4 separate regions of the Homo sapiens genome follow, and all the other regions are linked to region 1. The links are chromatin contacts, found by Hi-C or POLR2A ChIA-PET in ENCODE. All regions are on one chromosome and are shown on one strand. The core of a region is the stretch at or near the end of the contact, and the rest is flanking DNA. Distances in the headings are between cores, read along the strand shown. Region 1 holds the start of TIGD1 (tigger transposable element derived 1). Region 2 overlaps SAG (S-antigen visual arrestin). Region 3 has its middle 46 kb from the start of PTMA. Region 4 holds the start of PTMA (prothymosin alpha).

Evidence for each region. Hi-C counts contacts between places; a loop is a spot of excess contacts on that map. ChIA-PET counts read pairs that join two places held with the same protein, here RNA polymerase II (POLR2A). Pooled maps may share reads with other maps.
Region 2: a map of naive thymus-derived CD4-positive, alpha-beta T cell shows a loop between it and region 1 (25-fold over the local background). The contact joins the enhancer-like site here to the promoter of TIGD1 in region 1. A Hi-C loop is called at or near these places in 1 of 168 maps with a recorded cell type or tissue (naive thymus-derived CD4-positive, alpha-beta T cell) and 7 of 50 pooled maps. POLR2A ChIA-PET finds 5 or more read pairs at or near these places in 2 of 52 experiments (CD4-positive, alpha-beta T cell and CD8-positive, alpha-beta memory T cell).
Region 3: a pooled map shows a loop between it and region 1 (11-fold over the local background). The contact joins the enhancer-like site here to the promoter of TIGD1 in region 1. A Hi-C loop is called at or near these places in 1 of 168 maps with a recorded cell type or tissue (ascending aorta) and 7 of 50 pooled maps. POLR2A ChIA-PET finds 5 or more read pairs at or near these places in 3 of 52 experiments (CD4-positive, alpha-beta T cell, PC-3 and PC-9).
Region 4: a loop to region 1 is called in a pooled map, with 11 times the contacts of the local background. The contact joins the promoter of PTMA here to the promoter of TIGD1 in region 1. A Hi-C loop is called at or near these places in 2 of 37 single-sample maps with no recorded cell type and 8 of 50 pooled maps. POLR2A ChIA-PET finds 5 or more read pairs at or near these places in 2 of 52 experiments (CD4-positive, alpha-beta T cell and naive thymus-derived CD4-positive, alpha-beta T cell).

The regions. Positions count from the first base shown.
Region 1 is chr2:232,549,273-232,551,972 of GRCh38, reverse strand. TIGD1 (tigger transposable element derived 1) reads left to right here and starts at 1,416. Exons shown (of 1, transcript NM_145702.4): 1 at 1,416-2,700. The coding sequence starts at 2,091. It overlaps EIF4E2 (eukaryotic translation initiation factor 4E family member 2), which reads right to left and starts at 1,284. Exons shown (of 7, transcript NM_004846.4): 1 at 1,229-1,284. The coding sequence starts at 1,248. It overlaps MIR5001 (microRNA 5001), which reads left to right and starts at 1,400; the gene lies at 1,400-1,499. RefSeq lists a silencer at 904-1,273.
Region 2 is chr2:233,330,422-233,333,408 of GRCh38, reverse strand. SAG (S-antigen visual arrestin) reads right to left here. Exons shown (of 16, transcript NM_000541.5): 10 at 1,697-1,769. Among named protein-coding and RNA genes, the nearest start is that of DGKD, 23 kb to the left of the region's middle. Within about 2 kb of position 1,693, at least 19 of the 41 ENCODE cell types and tissues checked have a DNase peak (open chromatin) inside an H3K27ac peak, as active enhancers do; they include CD4-positive, alpha-beta T cell, where a contact is called at or near this core.
Region 3 is chr2:231,660,705-231,663,404 of GRCh38, reverse strand. No RefSeq gene overlaps it. Among named protein-coding and RNA genes, the nearest start is that of PTMA, 46 kb to the left of the region's middle. RefSeq lists enhancers at 1-860, 793-1,087 and a silencer at 1,201-1,400. Within about 2 kb of position 1,389, at least 35 of the 41 ENCODE cell types and tissues checked have a DNase peak (open chromatin) inside an H3K27ac peak, as active enhancers do; they include CD4-positive, alpha-beta T cell, PC-9 and ascending aorta, where a contact is called at or near this core.
Region 4 is chr2:231,707,253-231,709,952 of GRCh38, reverse strand. It overlaps PTMA (prothymosin alpha), which reads right to left and starts at 1,428. Exons shown (of 5, transcript NM_002823.5): 1 at 1,202-1,428. The coding sequence starts at 1,246. RefSeq lists silencers at 180-489, 920-1,099, 1,620-2,019 and enhancers at 104-741, 1,320-1,379, 742-1,380, 1,381-2,018, 2,658-2,700.

The DNA.
Region 1 (2,700 bases), core at 167-2,666:
AGCGGGGGAGAGGTTCGTAGAGGGACAGGCTCAGTTAAACAGCAGGATAGAGAAGAGGTCGGGCAAAGACTTTCTCAAGTAGCAGAGACCTCTCAGCAACCAGAAAACATTCCTGAGGACCTACCTGCCTGGAGTGTTGGAAATCCAGTATTCCCTGAATTTGCACAGTACTCTCTGTATTGGAAACACCCCAATTTCCCATCAAAAGCACCAGGTCACAACCTAAACTAATAGTAATTCCACTTTACGTTTATATCGCAATAGTTAGCAATGTTCACAAGCATCTTTAAGCATCGCTGAGTGTGATCTGACCCTTATCACACCCCGGCGTGGCAGCAGGGTCCTAGCCACTAATGTGGTTTGAGCAACAATGGCTTAGAGGCTGGGTAACTTTTCTACAGTCAAACAGATGGTAAGTGGTGAATCTGGGACTAGAAATCCAGGTTTTCGGATGAAGAGACAGTCGATTTACTAGACTACTAGAAGAGAGGAAGGAACATATTCTACCTCAAGATACAATCCTTGGAGGGGGATAAGTAAAGATACTTCTGCATTTTCTCTCTGTACCTCCAAACTGTTTGATGCTGAAACTAGAAACCGGAGCGGGCAGGAGAGGGCAACAAGTATACTTAGGTCTTGGCGAGTGTGTTGGAAGACGGGAACGGGAAGGGGAGGAGAAAGAAAGTAGGAAGAGTCTCAGGAAGATAATTCCTAAGCCAGCCTTCCACCGCGTCGAGGGCAGCAACCACATTACCTCATTGCATCCTCCAAACTCTACGACAAAGGGTGTTACCGTCCCCACTCTGCAGATGAGAAAACTGAGGCTCAGAGGGGAGAGGGAGTGTGTGGGGAAAGCTGGATTCAGAGGCAGCGCTGCCAGACTGCGGAAACACCCAAACCGCCGAGGTCCCCACCCCTCCACGTCGCAGGCAATCCGCATCCACCAGGGCGGGGCGTCCGAAAATCTCCCCCTACCGGGCGGCACAGCCACCCCTCCCCCGGGCCCAGCTCTTCGCCCTCGGTTCGGACGGCCCTGGGGTCTCCGGGACTCCGGTATCCATTGCTCCCCAGCCCCCTCCTCCCCGCCAGTCCAGGCCAGGTCCGGCCGCAGCCGGATCCCAGCAGGGAAGCCGGTGCCGCAGGGTTTGCGCCGCCCCAGCCCCAGCGGGGGCGGGCGCGGGGGAACTGTTCGGGGAAGGGGCCCCGGGGGCGGCCACGAGCCACTCACGCGTCGAACTTGTTGTTCATCCTCTCGCCGCCGCTGTCGCCACTGCCTCAGGGAGTGACTTCCGCTCCACCGGGTCCCTCAGCCTTGGGCCCGGGTACTTCCGGTTTTGCGCGGGGCGCAGCGGAACGTCGGCGCGCAGGCCCGGTTTGGAAGCGGCTATCTCGGGACGCCAGCTCAGGGCGGCTGCGCAGAGGGCTGGACTCAGCGGCGGAGCTGGCTGCTGGCCTCAGTTCTGCCTCTGTCCAGGTCCTTGTGACCCGCCCGCTCTCCTAAGGGAGCGTGTCCTGGCCCCCTCCCGCAGCGGCTCGGAAAAAAGGCAGCACCGCGTCGTTGACGGCGCGGGCTCTGGACTCGCTGCTTGGTAAAAACCTTCCTCTTCCTCCAGTGCGGGACGCACTCTCTGGTATCTCTTTTGACCTCCCGGAGGCTTTCCTTTGTCGGTCGCGGCGCCACTGTACTATGGCATACCTCGTTTTATTACGCTTCGCAGATAGGGCATTCTGAAAACAAATGGAGGGTTTGTGGCAGCCCTGAGTCCAGCAATTGTATCAGCGCCATTTTTCCAACAGCATGTGCTCACTTGGTGTCTCTGTGTTACATTTTGGTAATTCTCAAAATATTTAAAACTTTTTCATGATTTCTGTGTCTGTTATGGTGATCTATGATCAGTGATCTTTGATGTTGCTATTGTCATTGTTTTGGGGTGCCACATACAGCGTCTTTTATAAGACGTGGAACTTAATGTTGTGTGTGTTCTGACCGCTCCACCCACAGACCGTTCCCCATCTCTCTCCCTCTTCTTGGGCCTCCCTATTCCCTGAGACACAACAATATTGAGATTAGGCGAATTAATGACTCTGCAATGGCCTCTAAGTGCTCAAGTGAAAGGAAGAGTCGCACATCTCTCACTTTAAATCAAAAACTAGAAATGATTAAACTGAGTGAGGAAGGTATGTCAAAAGCCGAGATAGGCCGAAGGCTAGGCCTCCTGCGGCAAACAGTTAGCCAAGTTGTAAATGCAAAGGAAAAGTTCTTGAAGGAAGTTAAAAGTGCTACTCCAATGAACACACGAATGATAAGAAAGCGAAACAGCCTTATTGCTGATATGGAGAAGGTTTTAGTGGTCTGGATAGAAGATCAGACCAGCCGCAACATTCCCTTAAGCCAAAGCCTAATCCAGAACAAAGCCCTAACTCTCTTCAACTCTATGAAAGCTGAGAGAGGTGTGGAAGCTGCAGAAGAAAAGTTTGAAGCTAGCAGAGGTTGGTTCATGAGGTTTAAGGAAAGAAGCCATTTCCATAACATAAAAGCACAAGGTGAAGCAGCAAGTGCTGATGTAGAAGCTGCAGCAAGTTATCCAGAAGCTTTAGCTAAGATCATTGACGAAGGTGGCTACACTAAACAACAGATTTTCAATGTAGATGAAACAGCCTTCTATTGGAAGAAGATGCCATCTAGAACTTTCATAGCTA
Region 2 (2,987 bases), core at 444-2,943, 780 kb before region 1:
TTGACCCAAAATGCACCCAACACTTTGAAAGAGGACCAGGTGATGGAATACATATTAGGGGAAAACTCAGCCAGGATCCTTTGCTCCCATGTTGCTGAGCACATGAGGAAAGGTGAACCAGGGCCAAGACCCCTCCAGGGCACAGGGATGTGCGAGGATCCCCTAAAGGCAGAACAGAGCCCAATCTTGGCAGAAAGGAGGCAGTGAGTGGTGGTTCTTTCCTGTCTCCCTCCCTTGTAGACCTACAGTTTGAATCTGTTTTGAATAACAGTAATAGTTTCTCCTAAAGTTGCCTTTTAAATATTCCCATATAGGCCAGGTGCGGTGGCTCACGCCTGTAATTTCAGCACTTTGGGAGGCTGAGGCAAGCAGATCACCTGAGGTCAGGAGTTTGAGACCAGCCTGGCCAACAGGTGAAACCCTGTCTCTACTAAAAATACAAAATCAGCCAGGCACGGTGGCTCACTCCTGTAATCCCAGCACTTTGGGAGGCCGAGGTGGGCAGATCACCTGAGGTCAGGAGTTCGAGACCAGCCTGGCTAACATGGTGAAACCCCATTTCTAATAAAAATACAAAAAATTAGCCAGGGGTGGTGGCGTGTGCCTGTAATCCCAGCTACTCAGGAGGCTGAGGCAGGAGAATCACTTGAACCCAGGAGGCAAAGGTTGCAGTGAGTCAAGATCGCGCCATTGCACTCCTGCTTGGGCAACAAGAGCAAAACTCCGTCTCAAAAAAAAAAAAAAATACAAAATTAGCTGGGCTTGGTGGCGGGCTCCTGTAATTCCAGCTACTTGGGAGACTGAGTCAGGAGAATGGCTCGAACCTGGGTGGTGGAGGTTGCAGTGAGCTGAGATCTCACCACTGCACTCCAGCCTGGGCAACAGAGTGAGACTCCATCTCAAAAAAATCTATCTATTACCTTATATTATCTTAAGGAATCAGTTGTCTTTCATCATTCCCCTACCCTAACCTTCCTCTAACCCTGATAATATTTTTTACATACAACGGTGCTTAGAACATGCCAGCAAGGCAAAGAGTTAAGACCTGGTCGAGCTATCCTCTCGGGGGGCTGGAGGTGGGAGATCATCGCCCCCCACTCCAAGCCATGTATTAAATGAATCTATTTGACTTTGTGGCACACAGCAAAGCTGGGCAGGTCTCTCAGGCCAGCATAAAGGAACCATGGCAGGATTCTCATTTGTTTTTGATTCTAACAAAGGGGAAAAGTCATTCACAACAACAGGCTAAGAACAGATATATTCTAATCCAGTTGTCACTGGTATAAGATTTCAATTTGAGATCAAAAGATAGGGAATCCTAGCCTGGGCTGACAGTTCATTTGACCATCTTCTGGGAGGTGGAAATAGTACCAAATTCCTAACAATTCATTCCAAGGATAAATAGAAAAAGCCAGCTGATCCCATGGTGACATTTCTGTCTTTATTTCTCTCCTCTGCGTCATTCTTTGGCTTGCATTAATCCTCAGAACTCCTGTAAGATGGGCACAGAGGGGTGTGGTAGATGCAGAGCTAAGATGCTAACTTTCTGTGCAGCCCTCGAAGGGAGAAAGAGGAAGGAAGTGGAAGGCTGGCGAGCTAGCTGAACATTCTAGTTCCTTCTTCAGCAATAAACGGCGAGAAACTTGACACAGAAGGCTGAGACGCCCAGGAAACGGAAACCCCAACAGCTACTCACTGCGCTTCCTCCATAGCCACGGGCTTGACGTAATAATCACTCGAGTAGAGAACCACATTGGCCACCTGTTCCACTGCAAGGGGAAGACGGGAGTCCGGTGGTCAGCACTGGTCCCCCAACACGTGCACTTTCCCTGCGGCCTCCCAGGGTACACGCTGGTCTCTCCTCTCTGATGATGGTTTCCCTCCACTTCCAAGGCTAGGCTTTCTCAGCCCTCAGCTTCAAGGCTGGGGTTTTGAAGTCCTGTCTCCAGGCCATTTCTGGTCACCCATAACCTGCTCTGTATCAACTCCCACCCATGTCCCCTAAGGCTGCAGCTCCTGGGAGACCCCTCCTTTCCCCTGCTCAGCCCTTTCTAACATCCTCCATCTTACTTCATGAACATTGTCCTTCCTGTCCTCCAAGAGACTAGCTAGAGGCAGTACAGGACTGGTTGGTGGGTGGAACGTGGTGGATAGGAAGGTGGGCCTGGAGCCAGGCTGTTTGGGTGCCAATCTTGGCTTAGCCACTAACTGTGGGGTGAATTATTTATCTATTCTAAGCCTCAGTTTCCCCATCAGTAAAATGGGGGTAATAATTGCATCTAACTCATAGGGACGTTGTGATGATTAAAAAGATGACTTTTAATCACCTTTAAAATTAAGCTTGAGGATTTTTTTAAAAAATAAAGGCAGGGTCTCCCTATATTGCCCAGGCTGGTCTTGAACTCCTGGGCTCAAGGGATCCTCCCACCTTGGCCTCCCAAAGTACTGGGATTACAGGCGTGAACCACTGCACTCAGCCAAAGTTTGAGGATAAAGAAACAATTTGTGCAAGGCATGCAGTACAGTGCCCAGCCTATAGAAAGCAATTAATATTTTGTTTTTAAAAAGTTAACAGCTATCCGGGTGCAGTGGCTCACACCGGTAATCCCAGCACTTTGGGAGGCTGAGGCGGATGGATCACCTGAGGTCAGGGGTTTGAAACCAGCCTGGCCAACATGGCGAAATCCCCATCTCTACTGAAAATACAAAATTAGCCAGGCAAAATTGGTGCACGCCTGTAATCCCAGCTACTTGGGAGGCTGAGGCAGGAGAATGGCTTGAACCCAGGAGCTGGAGGTTGCAGTGAGCCGAGATCACACCACTGCACTCCAGCCTGGGTGACAGAGGGAGACTGTGAAAGAAAGGGAGGAAGGAAGGAAGGAAGGAAGGAAGGAAGGAAGGAAGGAAGGAAGGAAGGAAGGAAGGAAGGAAGGGAGGGAGGGAAAAGTCTAGAATTCCTTAGTCTGCACGCATCAGGATTTCTGACC
Region 3 (2,700 bases), core at 140-2,639, 890 kb after region 1:
CCAAACAGTCCTGGGCCCATTACCCTATTCCCTCTACCCCATGCCCTGGTCTCGGCTCACGGCTTCCTCCAGGCCGCTTCCCCTGTCATTGACAAGCCAAGCGCCTCCTTCACAGTGGTCTCAGGTTGTCCTAACTGCCTATTTCTAGGCGTTTCTCCCACTGGCTTCATGCTCTGCGTCACTATCACCGTGTGCGCCCAAGTGCAAAGTTGGGTCCAGGGCAGGAGCCAAAAAATCAGTGAAGAAAGAACGAAGGAAAGATTAAAAATTGCTTGGGGTGGTCGGCAGATTATGCTTTGCATGTAAACTGGGCAAGTGCAAATGAATCCAAAACAGGCCGGAAACAAGATCGTGTTCGCGGGCCACAGACAGCGGAGGCGGGGCTAGCACTCGAGGGTCCACGTACATCCCCGGGCCGCGCAAACAGCGGCTTCTGTGAACCACTACATTCCTGAATGCACGTGTCCGTGCACACCCGGACCTGTGCAAACACAAATGCGGACATTCTCGGGTCCAAGTACATCCTCGAGGTCGTGCACATACGAAAACATGGAAACCCGCGGGTTCGTGCATGCCAGAGTTTTGGTGTGCGTGCTAGGGAGTGTAAGCAAGGGTATGCGCACACTTCCGAGGTTGTGCACATACAGAAAGGCGCACGCCCCAGGGTTCTGCACACAGAAGGACGTGCACACCCCCGAGGTCAGCCGGCAGACCCTTCTTGAGGAGGTAGAGGCGCCTAATTCCCCCCATATTTGGGCAACGCTGCAAGCTCTAGGCGCCATCTTCGCTCCGCGGGCAGCGGAAGGACCTGCAGACAGCGAAGCCCTGGCGCTTGGGCATTTGTTGTGCCGGCTTCCGGGCGTCCATCACGCGGAAGCCGCGCCCCAGACGCGGGAGACGCGGCGGAGCACGAAATGGCGGGCGAGGGGCGGAGCGAAGGCGGCCCGGGGCGGAGCGGCCGAGAGCCTCGCCCACTCTTGACTCCAGGCTTGGCGCACCGCCTGAACCCTTGCGCAGGCGCACAGCACGGCGCGCGTTCCCGCGTTCCTTCCGACGCGCGCTAGAACACAAAGGGCTGGAGGGAAAGCACGGAGCGCTGCAAACTTGCGGAGCGGCTCGTGGTGTGGAGCGGCCTGGAGCGGACTCTCAAGGGCCGGAGCCGGGCTCGCCGGCACTGCGCTCGGGCGCAGGGTGGGGCGCGACACGGCACTGGTTCCCTTGCCCTCTCTCTCCGGCCGTGGCCGCCTCGCGGGCCGGGGTGGGCGCCCAGGGCGCAGGCGCCGGTGCGCGGGTGGGACCAGGAGCCTCCATTTTCCCTCGCACGCGCTAATGGCGCAGCTGGGCCCTCTTCCTCTGGCGGGGGTGAAAATTCCCCTCCGGGGAAGCCCGAGGCGCTCGCTCCCCAAACTCTTTCGTCGGTGCGCGTGCTTAAAGCGGGCGGATGAAGCGTTCTTGAAAGTGCCTACACCTTTTGAGATGTGATTCTGAGTTGTTCATAGAAAAAGAAAAGACATACCCTTCCGCAAATTCATCCCCATAGTTTGCAACTTTCTACTTCAAATTGGGGTTATGGATTTGGGGGAGGCAAAAATAAGTTTAAAAATTTCCATTAAAGAGATGTTCCTGTAAAACAATGATCAAGAAAATGTTTAAAAGCAAACCTTAGCCATAAAACTAATACAAGTTCTTGGTAGAAGTTTGTTTTTGAGACGGAGTTTCGCTGTCGTTGCCCAGGCTGGAGTTCAGTGGCGCGATCTCAGCTCACTGCAACTTCCGCCTCCCGCTTTCAAGCAATTCTGCGTCAGTCTCCCTATGAGCTGGGACTACAGGCGCCCACCACCACGCCCAGTTAATTTTTGTATTTTTAGTAGAGAAGGGGTTTCACCATGTTGGCCAGGATGGTCTCGATATATTGACCTCGTGATCTGCCCGCCTCAGCCTCCAAAAGTGCTGAGATTACAGGTGTGAGCCACCGCGCCCGGCCAGTAGAAATTTTTGAAAGAAAGAATGGTAGTGTTCACCTTCCGTTTGCAGTATGCCAGGCCCTGTTTTAAGTGCATTAACTTTCATAACCAGGTCCACGTGGAAGAACTGACACACAGAGATAAGTACAGAAGTACTTAAAGGACGCGAAAGGACGAATAGTCTTTTCCACCTTCCAGTACAGCCACTGTCTGATTCAGTGGCATGGTTCCTGCCAGCGCTCTTCCGTGCATTAGGAAGTTTGGTTCATGGTTTACATACATACTGGAGCAGTTTTTGCTTCTCTGGCAGAGCTGTGGTTGGGCAAATAGAAAAAAACTCAGCAGGCTCAGAGGAGCCGGTCAACTGCCAGTTTCTCACGGTCTCTGGGGAGAGCTAGGTCCCGGCCAGTTGAGAGACCACGTTCAAAGGTTAGAATGTTAGTTATCTGGTGACTTGGGATCCAGAATGCACATAACTCTTGTGATCAGGTCATGGGGTTGGAAGGAAAAGTATCCGTATTCCTCCCTCCCTTTATTTTTTCCTACAGGGTCTCAGTAGTCAGTAGCACATTCGCAGGTCACAATTACCTTTCAAGTTTCCGCAGCTCATTTGAGGATTATGAGGAACGGCATTTTTGCAGGTCAGAATGGGGTCAAAGTAGAAGGCAGAGGGCAGGGATCATTCGTCATTGATACCTGAAGCAGCTGAGATTTTAAGGTTATTAGCCTTGCCCAA
Region 4 (2,700 bases), core at 179-2,678, 840 kb after region 1:
TGGAGATCCGGGCCCCGAGCTCCGCTCTGCCAAGAAGTCGCCCCTGGGAGAGTCAGAGATGACGCCAGGGACACAAGGGTTAAGGAGACGCCAAGGTGACTCGCGCCAATCCCTGCAGGGGCACGACGGGCGCGGACGAGGGCCGAAATATTAAGAAAGAGCCAGTCAGTCTGAGAGCGCCCCGCTCCCGCCAAGGGCGGAGACGCTACCCAGGGCGGGCAGTGGGACCGAGGCGGCGCCGACAACAGGAGCGGAGCCGCACCAGCCGCGCAGGACCTCATAGCCGAGGGCAGTGAACCCGCCACGGGGCCCGGGCGCCCCCCCAGTTCGACCCTACCATTGGCCTGTCGCGGCCGCCGTGTTGGCCCGCGTCGCCCCGAGCTGCGGCGCACACGGTGCTCCCGGGCAGCCGCGGGGGGCGCCCATCGTCGCCCCAGCGCCGCGCTTCACTTTCTCTTTCCTCCCTGCGGCGCGTGGGCTCTCGCCTCCTCAGCCAAGCCCGGCACCGCGGGTGCATGACTGAAGCTGGGCGGCCGCTCCCGGCGCACTCACCTCGAAGGGCGCCCACCCCCGCCTCCCAGAGCGCCCAAAGCGGATAAGCCCGTCACACCTCCGCCGGGACGGCCGACGTCGCGGCCAGCCAGCCCGTCGCCCCATCCGCCTTATCGGGACTTAGTCTAGACAAACCACCTCAGGTCCGCTGCAGGGCGCGAAACCGCCGGCCTGGCGCCGAACAAAGAGCAGCGCGGCCGGCGGGCGCTCGCCGCCACTTCCCGCGGCCGGCCCGCGCCCCAACACGCGCCCCCCAGCACTTCCGATTCCCAACGCGCTTGAGTTTCAAAGTTATTTCCGTGCGCCCGGCGGGCCGACGACCCCCAGCCAGGCTCTTCTCCTCCCGCCGCCACTCATACCGGCCACAGACGAGTTTCGAGGGCCGTGAGCCGGCCTCCGCGCCTAGCCCTCGGCCCCCGAGGGCGCCCGGCCCACTCCCCGACGGGCATCACGTCTGCCCGCGGCGGTTCCCGCCCCCTCCCCCGCACCACACAAAGAGTGGGCTGCCTGAGGGCACCGCGCCGGGGGCGGGCCGTTTCCCCGCGAGAGGGAGCAACAGCGGGCTTGAGACAGTCCAGCTGCTGCGCGCCAAACACCGCCCGAGCGGCGGCGCGCGGACCCCGAGGGGGCGGGCGGCGTCCAGCCTCACCTTGGTGGTGATTTCGGAGCTGGTGTCTACGGCTGCGTCTGACATGGTGGGGCACGCCGGTGATCCGATGCAGGGGATTAAAAAGAAAGCGAGAGTTCAGGGACTCTGGCGATAAAGCTGCCGGAGTCCGCGGCGGCGGAGGAGGCGCGCGGCGGAGGCGGCTGCGGCGAGCAAGGAGGCGGATGAGGAACAATGCAAAGATGGCTTTTCAGAGCAGCCAGTGGGGGACTCACGCGGCGCCAGAAGCTTTAATATAGATTAGTGGGCGGCGCTCGGCTTCCCATGCCCGGCCGCTATTGGCTGAGCGCAGGGAGCGGGCGCTCGCTCATTGGCTCGATTCCGAACAATGGACAAGCGTGCTTAAAGCGGCAGTGCCCCGGCGCGTCCCGCGCTGCGCAGTCGCCGATCGCACTGTCATTCAAGGCCGGAGTTTGCCGGGTCTCAGCAGGGCCGAGGGCGCGGGGGAGGGGTGCGCGAGCGCGTTCCGGACGCGCGCTCCCGCAGCTGTTTTGCTGGGGCTGCTGACGCAGAAAGCCAAAGCGCGGCAAAGCTGCCCGCCCAACCCCCTTCCCTCCCTCTCCCGCCCTCCCCGCGGCTGCTCGGAAGGAGGGGGAGGGAAGAGGGGGCGGCGGGCACACGACGGCTGCCAGCGCGGGGGAGGGGAAGGCGGGGTGCTGGGCCGCGCTCGCCCCGGGCGGTGCCCAGCGCAGTGCCCGCGGAGGTGCCCGCCCCCCGCGCCTGGGCGCCTTGGACCAAGGATTGTCCCAGTGCAAGTGGACGGCAGCCCCACGACGAGCAACGAGGTCACGAGGCCGAGACCCGGGCACCTGGGCCGCCCCGTCCCTCTGCCATGCCCTCGCGCCCTCCCAGGGCAGGGCACCCCTAGTCCTGTGGGCAGGCGACCTCGATTGCCCACCATCAGGTCCGGCGTCCGTCGGCCAAGTCAGTCGACAAGCGGGCACCGTCCCAAGCACACACGGATTCATGTATCAAGCGGACTCGATGCGCGATGCCGGCTCCAGCCCTCGAGTGGGACAGCCCGCGGGCCCCGCACGGCATAGCGGTCCCCTCATTCTAGGTTTCTAGTTAGGGTCTGTCCCGAGCGGTCACTGCCGTCGCGACAGCCTCAGGGCAGCCTCCTCCAGGGGCCTGCCGGGCCATCGAGTCTACCCTTCTCCCACCCCACTGCTGGACTGCGATGGGCACATGAACATTACAGAGTTCCTCGGGAAAAATCATCGTCTCTGGAGCCAGTTGGGCTAATCTTTGGGGACTACCTGAAATTTGGGGGACCATTTAGAGAACCATGCGGAGCCCCGAGAAAGGGGAGCATCAAAACGCCACACTCAAGATGGCGCCGGGCTCGGCAAGCGTGGCGTGACGTAGCGATCTAGCTCACGTGGGCGATCCGAGAACAACAGGCTACGCTGGCCTTATCGCCACCGCACTTAGCTGTCGAACTAAGAAATCGGTTGTGTGGGAAAAAGGACCAGAATAGG